2 separate regions of the Mus musculus genome follow, and region 2 is linked to region 1. A link is a loop called in an ENCODE intact Hi-C map of the cell type or tissue named here. Cell type or tissue: left cerebral cortex. All regions are shown on one strand.

What was found. Peaks named below come from ENCODE experiments on the same cell type or tissue, not always from the same donor. Only the 100,000 strongest peaks of a DNase experiment are listed, where the experiment ranks them.
Region 2: it touches region 1 in a loop (2.5-fold over the local background); 3 of 42 quality-filtered maps call a loop at or near these places.

Annotation. Positions count from the first base shown.
Region 1 is chr10:23,773,361-23,781,360 of GRCm38, reverse strand. It overlaps n-TWcca1 (a tRNA gene), which reads left to right and starts at 4,207; the gene lies at 4,207-4,278. In left cerebral cortex, a CTCF peak has its summit at 3,811 (motif pointing right); a DNase peak (open chromatin) is centred at 3,826.
Region 2 is chr10:23,409,468-23,417,467 of GRCm38, reverse strand. No RefSeq gene overlaps it. Among named protein-coding and RNA genes, the nearest start is that of Eya4, 64 kb to the right of the region's middle. In left cerebral cortex, no CTCF peak of the experiment used is centred here; a DNase peak (open chromatin) is centred at 3,131.

The DNA of each region.
Region 1 (8,000 bases):
CAGGAAGGCAGTGTGTATGCTGATTCAGTTCTCTGAACCTTGGCTAGACTTAGATGAAAAGCTCTCATTAAATTTCAAGCATCCACCATTAATCTTTGTCAATTAAAAATAAAAGTTTTAAAAGCCAGCTTGTGTGAGAAATGCGAACATTTATTTAAGAAAGACAGAATTATACATTGATATTTATAATGCTGTGGTGCTTTGAACATGCTCGGCCTGGGAAGGGACACCATTAGGAGGACTCCTTGGAGGACTTATGTCATTGTGGGTGTGGCCTCTGAGGCTCTGGTGCTCAAGCTCCACCCAGTGGAAAGAGGACCTTCTAACTGGCTGCCTTTGAATCAAGGTGTAAAACTTTCAGCTCCTCTAGCACCATATCTACCTGAACGCTGCCATGTTTCCCACTATGAAAATAATGGCCTGAACCTCTGAAACTCTACGCCAGCCCCAATTAAATGTTGTCCTTTATAAGAGTTGCCTTGGTCATGATGTCTGTTCACAGCAATGAAACACTAAAACAAAAACTTTACTTAAATTGGGGGGCGGGGGGAGTCTGTGAGAAATGGAGATCCTCACCTCATATTAGCATTGGAGACAGTTTATTTTGCAACTCTGCACACTCAGGCATCAGCCCAGAAGAGCGGGTGTGGCAATGTAGCACAGAGAACAGTTTCTGAAGCAAACACATGACTCTTGTCCCTTCTCTCATCACTGAGGAATCACAAGAGACAACCTTAAATGCAACCAAGATCCCATTCTTCCCTGTGGAATTTACATTTTTTTTGTTTGTTTGTTTCACAGTAGAAACATTGACTATGTTATTTCTTGTTTTACATCCTGTTTATTTTAAGGTTTATCAGCTAATGACTTTGCAGGTAAGCTTAACTCTTAGTAGTTTTTGACTCTAAACTCTGGTTTTGGGTGGGTGGGAAATAGTTAGACTAGTAGGCATTAGCAAGGGTCATTTTGGACCAAAGCTGGCTGGGGGTTCCTTAGAAAATGAACCACCCTCAGGGCAGTGATGGTGCACGCCTTTAATCCCAGCACTTGGGAGGCAGAGGCAGGCAGGTTTCTGAGTTCAGGGCCAGCCTGGTCTACAGAGTGAGTTCCAGGACAGCCAGGACTACACAGAGTAACCCTGTCTCGAAAAAACTTAAAAAAACAAACCTAAAAAAAAAAAAAAAAAGGAAAAGAAAAAAGAAAATGAACCACCAGATGGTATTTCTTACACTTTTCAACGTATATATGATATGGACATAAAGTGCTGAACAGTTGAGCAAGGGCCGTTTTAACTTTGCTCTATGATTCTGAAATGTGGAGTTTGTATTTCTTTCTTGATAACAGCAGCTAGATAATCAGGCAGGGGCATACATCCTTTATCATGACATTTTGCTAAGGAATTATATTGTTCTATGCTTAATTTTAGTTTTTTGAAGAGAGTATAGAACAAAGGGGACTCGTAATCCTAGGATTTATCAGAGACTAACTATGTGCTAGAGGGTTATATCTATTGCGATCCCTCTCAAAGTTAGCTTTAAGCAAAATGACACAAGTGTCAAGCAGTTAGAGCTAACGATTACAATAATTCTTAGAATTGCATCTCAGGGAGGGCCTTTAATGCTGTCACCTAAAATAAACCTGAAGTAAAACTAGATGGGAACTGTAGGCAGTTCGTTCTCAGGGATGGCTGCCCTGCCTCTCATCATTGGTTGGCTTATTTTCTGCAGGTAATTGTATGACCTGACCAAACTTGGACATTCCCATTTTTCCTTGGAAAAGACACTTGTTCTTGCTTAAAGCTTTAGGTCTAAGATTTCCCATTGCAGACTCTGACTGCGTTTACAACTCAGTCGTTTTAAACTTTTTTTTTTCATTTAATATTCAAAACTCAAGTGTATTTTTTGTTTTGTTTTTGAGACAGACTCTGGTTTCCCAAGCTGGCCTTGAGCTAACAAAAGAACACACAATACAAGACTTAAGACAAAGCCGGACAGCTTCAGGTGGGAGTCAGGGGTCTCAGAAGTTCAAGGTTAATCTTCGCCATGTAACAAGTTTGTGGATGGTCTATGGGAGACCTGGTTTCAAAACAGATAAACTCTAAAGCCCATTCTTTTCTAAGATTCAAGACAATTTTCATCTTGTTTTGAGATACTATGTAGCCTTGGCTTGCTTGGTACTCACTGTAGACCAGGCTGTCTTCCAGCTCATAAAGATCTGCCTGCCCCTTCCTTCTGAGTGCAGGGATTAAAAGTTGACAGGAGCCTGATATAGCTGTCTCCTGAGAGGCTCTGCCAGAGCCTGACCAATACAGATATGGATGCTTTCAGCCCACCATTGGACTGAGCACAGGGTCCCTAGTAGAGGAGTTAGAGGAAGGACTGAAGGAACTGAAGGGGTTTGCAGCCCCATAGTAAGAACAACAATATCAACCAACTAGACCCCCACAGAGCTCCCAAGGTCTAAACCACCAACTAAAGAGTACTCATGGAGGGTGGGACCCATGGCGACAGCCGCATATGTAGCAGAGGATGGCCTTGTCAGGCATCAATGGGAGGAGAGGCCCTTGGTCCTGTGAAGGCTGGATGCCCCAGTGTAGGGGAATGCCAGGGTGGGGAGGTGGGAGTGGGTGGCCGAGCACCCTCATAGAAGCACGGGGAGGGGGTGGGATGGAGGTTTGCCCAGGGGAAACAGGAAAAAGGGATAACATTTAAAATGTAAATAAATAACCAATAAAATTTCTTTAAAAAGTTGTGTCAGCATGTTCCACTCAAGGCAATCTTTGTAACTGTGAGTCCCAGTAAAATCAAGAGTCACCGTCAGCAGAACCAGTAGCACATAGCAAACATTCCTATTATAAAACTAAGAGGCAGGAGGATGCCCAGCATAGACTAGGACTACCACTCAGCAAGCAGTCCACAAACTGTAGCTCCTGCCGAATATTCAGGGGCTATGGGGTTTCTTTTAGGGCTTTTGGTAGCCCATACCTCCTAACTCCCCCCTCATTCCTCCTGCAAACATCTCAAACATGTACAAATCTGCCCACATACCTCACAGCCATGGCCCCCCATTTTGGTACCCTACCCCACCCCACCCCATTTTTTGTATTAGTTACCTTCATTGTGATAAAGTATCGGACAGAAGTGACTTAAGTAACTTTGACTCAGAGTTTGCAAGGACATGGACCATCATGGTGATCAAGGCTCCGTAGCACAGGTTCTGCTTGTAGCACTGCTGTTACATCTCAACATGTTAGGAAGCAGAAATGGTTGAAATATTGATCAGAACAATATTCCAAAGAAAAGACAACGGTGCTGTTTTCGCAGGCACTCAGAATGCAAAAGTTACAGCATCAGTGAGACTTGCATCAAGAAGGTCCCAGAACAAACAAAAACAACCAATGAGACCAGGCAATGTGTATCAGGGTCATATTCTTTGTGTGGAGCTCCTGCATGGGCTATCGGCTATGCACGACATTATGAAAGTAGGACCAGAGGTTGATGGAGACCTCAGGACTTATAAAATGCCAGAAATGTGGGGTGTCTGCAGAAATGGAATAAAACTACTCAAGCAAGAAGCCATGCATGCTGCAGGGAGTAGGGATTTTTGGGTGGGGTTATCAAGGCCTGAGGTGTCTGAGATGGTGCCACCTCAAGCCCTGAATGATGTCTGTCCTGCTGGGTTTAGATAAAGATTCTAAAACATCTCTAGAATACAGCCTAAAAATATAAAACTTAAAACAAACTTATCATGGCATTGTCATATTGAAAAGAGTTTCTCATAATCCTTTTGAGAATAACTTTATTACGTTCTACATAGTGAACAGAAGGTGGCAGCATTGCTTCAGCAGTTAAAAAAGTTTCCATCCCCTTTGAAAAGGCATGGGGTAGGGTCGGACTGGGGGTGGGGGTGGGGGTGACTGATAGAGTCTCCACAGCAGGTGTGTGGAGCAGAGAACTGCCCCGTGTTCCTGTGTAGGGTATGTAGAAAGAAAACACAAAGTAGGATTGCTCAATGCCTCTAAACACTGCACATATTTTTCTGTGTATTTTTCAGGGTAACAGGACCTCCTTCCCTGTAAAAATGAAATGGGTCAGATGCTGAGCTTTTTATGAGATTTAGAAAGCCGTGCATAGCTCTATAGCGGTGGGAGCTTTAATCTCTGTTTTCATAGACTGGTAATTTTCTAAGAATAAGAGATGTTGGAGTGACCTCGTGGCACAATGGTAGCACGTCTGACTCCAGATCAGAAGGTTGCGTGTTCAAATCACGTCGGGGTCATGAATACCTGTTTGGGGGCTGGTGAGATGGCTCAGTGGGTAAGAGCACCCGACTGCTCTTCCGAAGGTCCAGAGTTCAAATCCCAGCAACCACATGGTGGCTCACAACCATCCGTAACGAGATCTGACTCCCTCTTCTGGAGTGTCTGAAGACAGCTATAATGTACTTCCATATAATAAATAAATAAATCTTTAAAAAAAAAAAAAGAGATGTTGGTCTTTACTTCTTCTCAGAAGTTTAAGGAGATATTATTATGATTAGTAGGGACTTGGATCTCAGGTAGGTAGGCATGCAGATATGGTGTGAGTGATCGATGCACATTTGTGTTAACAGAGCCAGGAAACAGCAGCAGGCTAGAAAGTCACTGGCCTTGTGCTGGCAGGCTGTTTGTACCTCTTTTTGGGGAGTCAACATGTATATTTACATCCATACTCAATATCACTCTGTATCAGCAGCTCAGCCTGTGGGTTATAACCCCAACATCAGACATCCTGCAATCCGATATTTAAATTACAATTCATAACACTAGCAAAATTTCAGTTATGAAGTAGTAACTAAATACATTGAAGCTTGGGGTCACCACATGAGAAACTGTATTAATGGGCTGTAGGAGTAGGAAGTCTGAGAACCACTATACTATATATGCACTGGAACACTGTAAAGTGCACATGTAAGTAAGCACATATGTCTTATGTGCAAAGATTTTCTAACCTTTCTTTGTTTTTGTCATTAATTTTGACCAGTTGCCGGATGAGTTTCTGGAAAATAAAATTTATTGGCTAAGAGGAGAAAATGAAGGCCCACATAGATATTTTCTGGATGTCTGTATTAAAAAGGGGGCAGGTATTGGAAAGCCACCTTTATCTTCATTTTAAAATTTTATGTTCTTGTGTATTGAGAGACTCTATGTTTAATGATGGCTACTGTGTCTGACGACCTAATTGATCCTGGGAAACACATGGTAGAAGGAGAAACTCACCTTTGCAAATGCCGTCTCCCCTTAACTACCTATTTAACTAACTAACTAACTAACTGACTAAACAAAGTTGTTATTAGAAGACCACCTTGTATGTTGTAGTGGTTTGAAAATGCTTGACCCAGGGAGTGGTACCATTAGGAGGTGTGGCCTTGTTAGAGTAGGTGTGCCCTGGTTGGAAGAAGTGTGCCACTGTGGGGGTGGACTTTGAGACCTTTCTTCTAGCCACATGGGAGACAGTCTTCTGTCTGCCTTCAGAACAAGATGTAGAACTCTCAGCTCCTCCCATGCCATGCCTGCCTGGACACTGCCATGCTTCCTACCATGATGATAATGGACTGAACCTCAGAACCTGTAAGCCAGCCCAAATTAAATGTTGTCCTTCATAAAAGTTGTCTTGGTCATGGTATCTCTTCATAGCAATAAGACCCTACAACACATGTGTTAGGCAAGCTATACCCCAGCCTCAAGTCCTGTTTCAATATTATGTCTTCAAGTGTTACCTTTAAAAGACGGATTTATTTTACTCATTTGAATTAACATTTGAACTTTAATTTCCTCATGTCTACTTATTATTTGATCTGAGCAATGATTGCTTTTTAAAATCCTATTTTGAGAAAGCAGCCTTTTATAATGACATACATTGACTGTGTGTACTAGACAGAACATTTTATTAGTATGCTAATTCATTTTCCATCAAAAGCAGAAGCTATCACATACATAAATATAGCATTTATGGGTTCACTACAGTCCTGAAAGTGGGCTTGGAAGGTATTACTTGGTGGCTTATATCACTGGCAGGGTTAATATACAAGAAATAATGAGTCGAGTGTAAGCTTGAATAAGTGAAAACCACGGATGTTTAATAATGTAGTCAGAGGTTTATTCTGGGCTCTATAAATACTGTGGGGCATATATGATCTTAAAACCTATTACTTCACTTTCCTTTTACATATGCCAGGTCTCCTCAGCAATTAACTGTGACAAAGGCACTGGTAACAGTTTTCATGGACTTTTAAGTTGGCCTATTGCATAAAAGATTCTTGGTAGTTGTAGGGCTCATCCCGGGGCTTCAGATCAGTTCTCAGGCAATTCTTACATTGTTTGCAACAGTCCACTTGAAACGTGGTGCCTTGGAGAGGGGAATTAAATTGTATTAAAAATATCTATGTGTTGTATGTCTGTCTTTCCTTATGGCTGTCTGCCTAGCTGCTTGTGGCACACATTGGCTTTACAATCAAAGCTACAAGTCCTGATTTTACCATTTTGCCGTTGTGAGACAACAGAGTTCAATTTCTAGGAATCCAATGTTTTTATTTAAGATGGTGAAGATAATAGTTGTCTTCCAGTGTTCTATGAGACATAGCTGGGATGTTATTATGTAGTATTTGGTTCAGTATCTGGGGCATAAATGGTAGTGGTTATCTGATGATACAGAATTATTGTAGTGGATATGTATGTATGTGTATATATATATGTGTATATATGTATATGTATATATGTATATATATGTATATATGTATATATATATAATACCTTAAAATAATATCATTGGGTTATGTTTTGACAAAACATAACCTATATAAAGATAGTTTTCAGATCTGTTAAAACTCAGATAGCCCCAGAGGAGTATGTTACAACTATTATTTACACAGTGCTTGAGACAATATATTTGTGTAACCTTCTCAAAAAAGGTTTATAAATAGCTTTCATAGGCATGGACTTTATTAGGGTCCCAGTCCTGAGGGGTCCATAGAATCTGCTCTAAAGACTGTTTAGGACGATTATGGGAAACTGCTCTGCCTCGTGAGAGTTTGTGCCTGTTCAGATCCCCACACGTGGCTTCAGCTCTCGACTATGGCTTTGTGCCCCTGGAGCTCACATGCTTGTTAAGAGCTGACTGTGACCACTGGGAGCTCTGGTCCTCTGCACAGCATTATACAGAACACCACACAGACCCTACATAGCACAATGCTTTATTATTTCTGTAGGATTTTTTTTCTTTATAACTATTTAAAAAACAAAATGAAGGCTGGCAGGAAGGCTCGATCATTCCACTAAGGCCAATGGCCAGAGTTCCGTGCCCGGGACTCACGTGCTCGAAGGAGGGAACTGACCTCTGCGAGTTGGCCTCTGACCTCCACATGCACCATGGCATGTGCACATCCCTGCCCTTGTACAGGTAAATAGTTAACATATATAATTCTTTACTATTCAGTTTCTAATTGCTAGTTCTTTAGTGTTCAGTTGATATGTTTCTTTCCATCTGGACATATTTTGAGCACCGAGGCTCGTCCTGTTCGTGAGTCTCATACTTCTTCTGCCCATTCTTCCCTCTTCTGACTCCTTGGCTCATCCCGTATCCACACAGCTGCATATCTAATATGAAACAATCAGATCGCTCTTGCCTAGGCCCTGTGCTCTGTTTTTGTTCTGCCTCTCGCGACTTGGAGTTACTTCAGCATAGTGCCTTCTCAGAAATTCTTTACACCTTCTCCTGTGGCCCCTGGTGATTTATATGGGGCAGAACCGCACGGTCAATCATTGCTTCTCAACTTTCTCGACTCCTGAGAAACTGCACTGGGCAGTTGATTGTTCCTACTTCAGTGGAGTACTTTTTTCCACTGTCTTTTAGAACACTGTAGTCTTCTCTCTGTTTTGTTTGTTGCTTTGTTTTCTTGATTTTTTCCCCTGCTTTGTTGACTTCTTTCAACAAAGATTACATTCTTTCTTCAATTACATTACT
Region 2 (8,000 bases), 360 kb after region 1:
TCAGTCACCAAGAATCAGATTATGAAACCTTCTTTTTCCACAGAGAAGAAAATCAAGACAGACCAAGACTAAGTGATTCTCCAGGATTACATGTCTTCTCCACTTTGGTCCTGCAGGCCAGTAATGTAAGGAAATGCCCTTCAAGGCCCACTCAGCAATGTGCTCTCCCAGGTCTCCTGCGCATGACTTAACCCAGTCAAAGTCGTCAATATCAGTCATCACCACGGACAGTAACAAGAAAGGTGAGGACGAATGAAAAAATAAAGACAAAAAGACTAGCCAAGCCTAGCTTTGTTATACTGTCAGTCAAACAGAAACTGTCAATTGCCTCTTCGATCACCTCAAAATTGGCACAAGAAAGATCCATGGTGATAGAAAACAACAAAGGCATCAATGTCCCCTTTGTGCACTTGTCCTGGCTTGATGTTGTGCCTTAACTCAGAAAGGAGCCTTTCTTCATTAACCAGAATTAGTCATGCCCAGGAGACCTGGGAGAGCTCCTCTGGGAACTCCAAAGCGGCAGAATGTCTAAGAATGCGCATTATTGCTTTTGTTTTCAGTACATAAGTGCTGGAAGGAGTTTCTCATAAGTTAATTTGGCACCTGTCTTTTTGGGGGAGGCTGGGTAGAGAGGTTCTATTAAATATTGTGAGTTAGAGAAGAATCTAAAAGACCAAATATGAATTCTGTCCTCAAGGCATTATGAAAGAGTCATTAAGTATTAGTTTGAATTTTAAAAATATTGACCTAATGATGTAGACTGCTTTTCTTTGGTCATTAGTTTGAATTATTAGTATTTTATCAGTTAGTGTTCCCTAGAAAAACATTGGAGAAAGAGAGATGAAAGAGGACAGAGATTGATAGATAATAGTTAACTATAGATGATAGATATAGCTAGATACAAAGATGATAAGTAGGTGACAAATGTATAGATGATAGATATAGAGAAACATAGATATAGATATAGATATAGATATAGATATAGATATAGATATAGATATAGATATAGATATAGACATAGATACATAGATACATAGATACATAGATAATTGATATAGATAGTTAAATAGAACATAAAGATCATTTTACCTGTTTATAGACTGAGAAGTATCCCTATCTGCATTCTGCAAGATTAAGATCCCAGAAAACAATGATTTAACTTAGTCTGACTTCAAAAGGCATGAAGATATGGGATGCCCTATCTCAATACAAGTGAGAGAGAGAGAGAGAGAGAGAGAGAGAGAGAGAGAGAGAGAGAGAGAGAATGAGAATCCCATCCCTCAGTCCTTCTCTGCCCCACATTGAGGAAAGCACCCTATTCAGTGCATAGATTCAAATGTTAACACCACATACAAATACCAGTGTGCTCAGAAACAGTGTACAACATGAGCACCTTATGGCGAAGCCAATCTGACACAGAACCAACTTGACAGTGTCATTAAACTGCAGAAAGAACAGCCTTCTGCATCTTTATCATTAATATATGCTATTAGCTAGAATATTATTCAAATAATAATGTTGCTAAGACGAACGGGTAGCATCTTACTCAGTTTATAGCTGTAATCTCCAGTGTTCATAATATTTAGACACTGGATTTAGACAAATTATAGATTTATAATGAAATCTTCCAGATTCTTTATTTCAATAAATGCCATCTTTTCTGCAGTAGCAATGCCTGAAGAGGCACACCCTTCACACACACACCTTGAAGGGTCTGCTTCTCCATGAATTCTGAGAAAGCCTCTAGAGGGTTGCTGTGCCTTGGGATAAAGTCCAGGAATCTTTCTGGGAATGCCTAACATGGCAGATAGTTCATACCCTGGAAGAAATACCGTTATGTTCTGATGCCATATGAGCATTGTGTTCGTACAGGCAACTACCTCAAGACCTATTGTTGCCTATGTTTGAGGTTAGGATGCAAACACACACCTATAAAACAACAAGGCCATCTTCCAAAGGAGTGTGAAGTCAATGTGCTCAGGCAATCCTTCTGTTCTACACTCCAATGCTTCCCAGTACTTTTGATCAGCACCAACGTTGCTGATCAACAAATTACTGACAACTCTCATGTATATCAAGGGGACCAACCCTGTGTACTATTCATTTTCTTCTTTTCTTTTGAGATTTAAAAAAAGTATTAATTAAAAGTATTAATTAAGAGTAAAATGACTGTAGCAATTGTTTATTGCTTTTTTTTTAATTTACCAGGAATATTTTTAAATAAGCTTATTTAACTTGTGATTTTTATTGGGGAAGGTGGTTAAATCTTCCAAGGGACATGATTTTTCAATCTGTTCTTTAAACTTTTGTCATCTCCCCTAGGCACTGATTTTTCTTATTTAAAAGTTCATTGCTTCAGGAACACCATGACTTCTAGCCACACTGTGTAAAAGAGGCTTAGTGTGTTGCATGTTGTCATTTTTTCTGCATCCTTTATTCCTATGCAAATTGAGCCTAGGCGAGGCCATGAAGCACCACAGGCAGAGATCCAAACCAAAGGTTCACCTCCTGTGTCTGCTAATGTAGGACTCCGGCTTTCTCTCAGCACGAATCGTCCACATCAGTAACAAACACCCTATAATAGGCAATTCCCCTAGATGTTCATAATTACTATATTTGATCCAGCGTAAACACAGGATCATCATTCTGCATTGCTTTTAAAAATCTGCCATGGACAAACTGTCACACACACACACACACACACACACACACACACACACACACACGCTCCTTGAAATGCAGCCAGGGACAGTAAAGAACAAGTTATCACGTAAAGATAAAGACAACAGTTCAATGTAAGAAAGCTTTATGATGACCCAAATGTTTCTTACAAAACATGCAAATTAATACAATTTAACTAGGCTCCCTGTGTTTTTATTTGCTGGACAAAATGTATGAAGCCCCCCACCACCACCACCCCCACACACACACACACACATACCTTCAGCTAAAACAAAATTAGGAACCAGCTTAGTTCTGACTTGGGAGATTAAAAACCCAGTTCTGAGCTGAGGCTGTTTAGCATGCATGCCAGCTTCAACCACGTGGACAGCTTTCCAGCGGACCTCCTGCCATGGATCCCATCTGATGGCCTGTATAAGGCCCTTGTTAGTCAGCAGGTATGACTGGGTTCCAGCGTCTCCCAGCATTGTCTGGAATAAAATCAGCTACTGTCTTCTCAGCTGAAAGGGGACCTTTCTCTTCATGATTACCCAATCTCTGGAAGCATCCAATCGCTACTTCCTACACTGTATGACAGTCAGCATACAGTACGTTTTGTTCTAACAGGTGTACAGGGTTGTATCTAATTACTTATTATGGACACTTTATTTTCAGGACACTAACAGAATTCTCCCAGAAAAGAGTCTGTTCCTGCCTTAATGTGAGCTAAGACTCCCCCCCGCCCCCCCTCCGCCATAAAATAAGGGATCTTGCTGCAAATGTTGGTTTACCACACCCAGTGCATTCTCCTTCTCTTGAATATGTTAACAAAGAGAGAGTGTCACTCACTGAGGGCCATTGTGTAAGTGTGAATAAAAGCAATCAGCTTTCTGCTTATTTGATTAGATGGCCAAGTTGTACTTATTATATTCTATTGTGAGGAATTAAAAACAACCCTCTCCACTGGGGCATCAGAATGCTTAGTTAAAATTTTTATCATGAAAACAGCTTCCACATTCTCTATGTAGAATTTTAATGAAATAGGTATCTATAGAATCGTCGTTAAAATAGCATGCAAACGAGACCAGCTCAACATCTCTCTCCAGAGGTGGAGACTTCATCTGACTAGAGACTCAATATTCAGAAAGTGTTTGTCATGAGAATGTTGGCCACATCCTGTCTCTCCAGTATGGACAATGAATGTGTGGTCCTATTAGAGCTTTTACAGAGTAGAGGAATGTACTGAGCACTAACAAATTACTAGTTGGATGAGCTCTATTCTTATAGAACTTAAAACTGACTTAACCCACCTCTGTGCACTTCCAACTTAGTAGTAAAATTATATTCAATTTAGAAGATTACCTGTGCCATCTTTTGTGAACCTCCGAATGCTTAGAAACTGGTTTTTTAAAAATATATTAATAACAAAAGTTTGCATGGGAGAACTGTGCACAGCATAATTCAGTCCCTGTGCACTTTGTTTTCTTGTGATGCAGGAAAGTGTGATACTGTGAAGTCTTGTTCATCCTTTGAATAACACTGTTATTTTTCTAAGCTTCCAAGTGATGATTCTTCTGAGTTTCTTGAGAGTTTTGCCATGCAGTCTATGTGTTCGAGAGCACACGCTGCTCACCATTGCCTCGGGTTTCATGTATTTATTCCCATTTTCCGTTGGAAACAATTTCATCGGTTTTCCGATTTTGTAACTGTACCCAGTGCTGATAAGAACTTATCACCCCATCCAGTTTGCATCCTTGTGTTACAGGACTGGAAACTGCCACGGTAACCCATAGAAAATGTCAAACTGTTTTCTGAGAATTTGATATTTATATATTTATACCCCTAGCAGCAGTTTTTGAGTTATGATTGCTTCACATTTGTATTAGCCAATGATTTTGTCAGACATTTTCAATCTTTTCCGTTATCTCAACTGCATTTCTGGATTTCCCCCAAAAAGTTGATTGCTATTCCTGTGTTTATTGGTGGAATTTAGTTTGTCAATGAAGAATCTCATCAAGTTTTGTAATTTTCTTGTTTAAAGTTTATCTATAGGGATTCTTTATATATTTGTAGTACTAATCCTTTGGAAACTAATGACATCGCTGACACTCCAGGTGTTAACTTGAAATTCTATTATTTTACTACAGCTCATCTAAAAGTAACTTTCTGTTTTGTTTTTTTTTTTAAACTCAAGCATTGACTTGTCTCACCTTGAATGCTATTTAAGAAGAGCTCTTTTCCTTGTCTTCAGAAGCCTCTGTTTCCATACTTCCTCTACTCTTGATCTCTAAGCAGCTCCGTGTTTCGGGCTCACTCTGTTTGACACATCTTTTAAGAACTTTCTCTTATGTTTGTGGCTTTATTAAAAAGCCAGAAGAGTTATTCCACATTTCATGATCTGCTACACCTCTCTCCCTTTGTGCCCTGTTCTTCATGCCTTCTGTCTGTTGAATTCTGTCATCACTCACTCACTACTTGTTTATTTTTCCTAGTGGTGGGTGTCATTTTCCTAAGCATTTTGGAATATTTAGAATATTTACGATAATCTATCCCCCCCCAAAATGTATCAAGTATATGTATATTATAAGTCTTGGCATACTTTAGAATTCTTGGATTAAGACACCAGATTTATAACACTTTTCAAGGGAATAGTTGTGGTTTAAATTTAACAAACACACAGTTCTCCCATGGAAGATCAAGTTTGTTTCTGCCAGGTGGCACCACAGACACAAGCAACCTGAGGTCAATTATGACTGAATTTTTGTATTTGGCTTTGGAGACCACACAAATAGAACAAATTCTGGCCCAGGCTTGTGGTTTCACAGTTTTCAGGAAGACATCCCCCTTCCCATTGGAGCCAAGTATTTTAGTTTTTCTTTTTGGTTGATCTGATTTCTAATTCATTCTTTAACAAATATGTTGCCTTTAGAAGGTTTGGGTATGAGTAGGGTGTTTATAATCACATTCTCCACCTTGACTTCTCCATCTCCTTTATGCCCACATGCTATGTACTCAGTTCCCTGAAAGAAACATAGAGTCATCAGGCCTTGGCAGATGTGCGTGCAGCAGCTGTCAAAGTAGAGCTGAAGTGGATTTCTGGATATATGTCTTCTCGTGTTTTCTCCTCTTCCTCCTCCTCTTCCTCCTCCTCCTCTTCCTCCTCCTCCTACTCCCCCCTTCTCCCCCCTCCCACTCCCCCTCTTATCTCCCCCTATCAAATCCACTTCCTTTGCTTCTTGGCAAAACAATTGAGCATTTATAAAGATGTTTAAGACTTTATGTTCAGGGAGCTGGAGAGATGGCTCAGCAGTTAAGAGCACTGACTGCTCTTCCAGAGGTCCTGAGTTCAATTCGCAGCAACCACATAGTGACTCCCAACCATCTGTAGTAGGACCTGATGCTCTCTTATGGTGTGTCTGAAGACAGCTATGGTGAACTCATATACATAAAATAAATAAATAATTAAAAAATTAAAACAAAGTTAAAAAAGACTATGATCAGCATTTTGTTTTGTTTTGTTTTGTTTTGTTTTGTTTTGTTTTGTTTTGCTGGTGCAGGATTTTCAAGGTATCTAGCCTGCACACTCTCAGGAATGGAAAGGCCAGAAACCTTCCATTCACAAAATTTAATACCAAATTTTTTTTTAAAAAATAAAAAGCAATTTTATTATTGCCAAAGACAGCAAAGATCAGGGAGAGTTGCTAAGTCATGTTTTCACTCGTATCATCTGTTGTTCAAAGCTTAGTTCTGAAGTTTTACTATTTCTGTGTCTGAAGCTCATGAGCTCTGAGTACTTTTCGCTCATGTTCCCTTCTGAGTTTGCTCTTTCGGAAGCATTTCTAGAATCCTGGATGCAGATATTGTAGCTGTAACAACCCTTGTTAACACAGAACCGGCTTTCTCTCCCCACAGTGAGGATTTCCATCCTGCAGTTTGGACTTCTGTGTGTATTGGACAGTGTGGGTAGAGAATGCTGGGACCACTGGTCCCATGCACCTGGGTCTTCCAAATCATTCTAAGGATATTCCTCAATTTTTAAGCCGGTGCACTAAGCTCATTTTTAAAAACTTTTCATTGATTCTTTATGAGTTTCATATCATGCACCGCAGGCTCATTCATCTCCCTGTCCCTTTGTATCTCCTTTTCCCTTGCAACCTCCCACAGAAAATAAAATAAAACAAAATAAAACTCTTGTCATGGAAACTGTAGCATGTCACAATGTGTCCCACAGTGTACCTTTTGACTGCGCATCGTTACTTGTGAATGTTTATTGCAGTGGGCCACTGGTCTGTTTCAAGGTCTCTGGCTTCTGCTACACTATCTAGACTGGATCCTCCCTGGGACTCCTAGGATGTCTTGTTGCCCTGTGCCATGCAGAGTCTGTGGCAGTGGATCTGTAGGACTGGCCCTTTCATTTGCTCCAGCAGTTCATACATGGTGTAGATGTTGGGGTTGGCTAACTCAAAGTCCTGGATCTGGGCCTCGAGTGTTGCAGAGATAGTCAACCTGCAGCTCTTCTGCCAACTCTCCGACTGCAGAAGTGAGCACTCCAGCTCTCCTAGTACCGGGGTGAGCACCCCAGCTCTCCTAGTGCCAGGGTGAGCACTCCAGCAGTGCTCCTGCTGGCTCATCCTGTGCCATAGCTGACAAGGAGCAGGGTCAGCACTACCACACTCAAGTCCTTGGGATGGCTTGCCTGCACCCCTGCCAGTGGCTCACAGGCACCCCTGCCACCAGGGTCAGCTCTACTGTGTGCTGCCCAGTTGAGGAGCAGGGCCCACTCTCCCTAATACTGGAACCAGTGAGTGGCAGGGCCAACTCTACTGCTGGCCTTAGGGCCAGCTCTACTGCCTTCCACAGGCACGGAGGGGTAAGGAGGAGGTATATTCATTATTTTTGGTATAAATCATAATTATTGCAGCTTTATTTAAAAATTCTTTTGAGCTGGGCAGTGGTGGAACATGCCTTTAATTCCAGCACTTGGGAGGCAGAGGCAGGCGGATTTCTGAGTTCAAGGCCAGCCTGGTGTACAGAGTGAGTTCCAGGACAGCCAGGGCTACACAGAGAAACCCTGTCTCAAAAAAAAATATTTTTAAACATACCAAGCAATATGTGCATTATAATTTTTTATTTCAACTTTATACAGTGAATTTGTGTTAATTATGTTCCTTAATAAACTAATAAAATTGCCTTTAGCTAAAAAAAAAAAAAAGTGAGGACAAGAAAGAAAAGGGGTGGGAAGAAAGTAAATTAACTGAAATGATTCAGCAGTAAAAGCCTGGTCCTCCAGCCAGAGTGAGTTCCTTCTCTGAGATCCACATGTTGAAAGGCAAGAACAG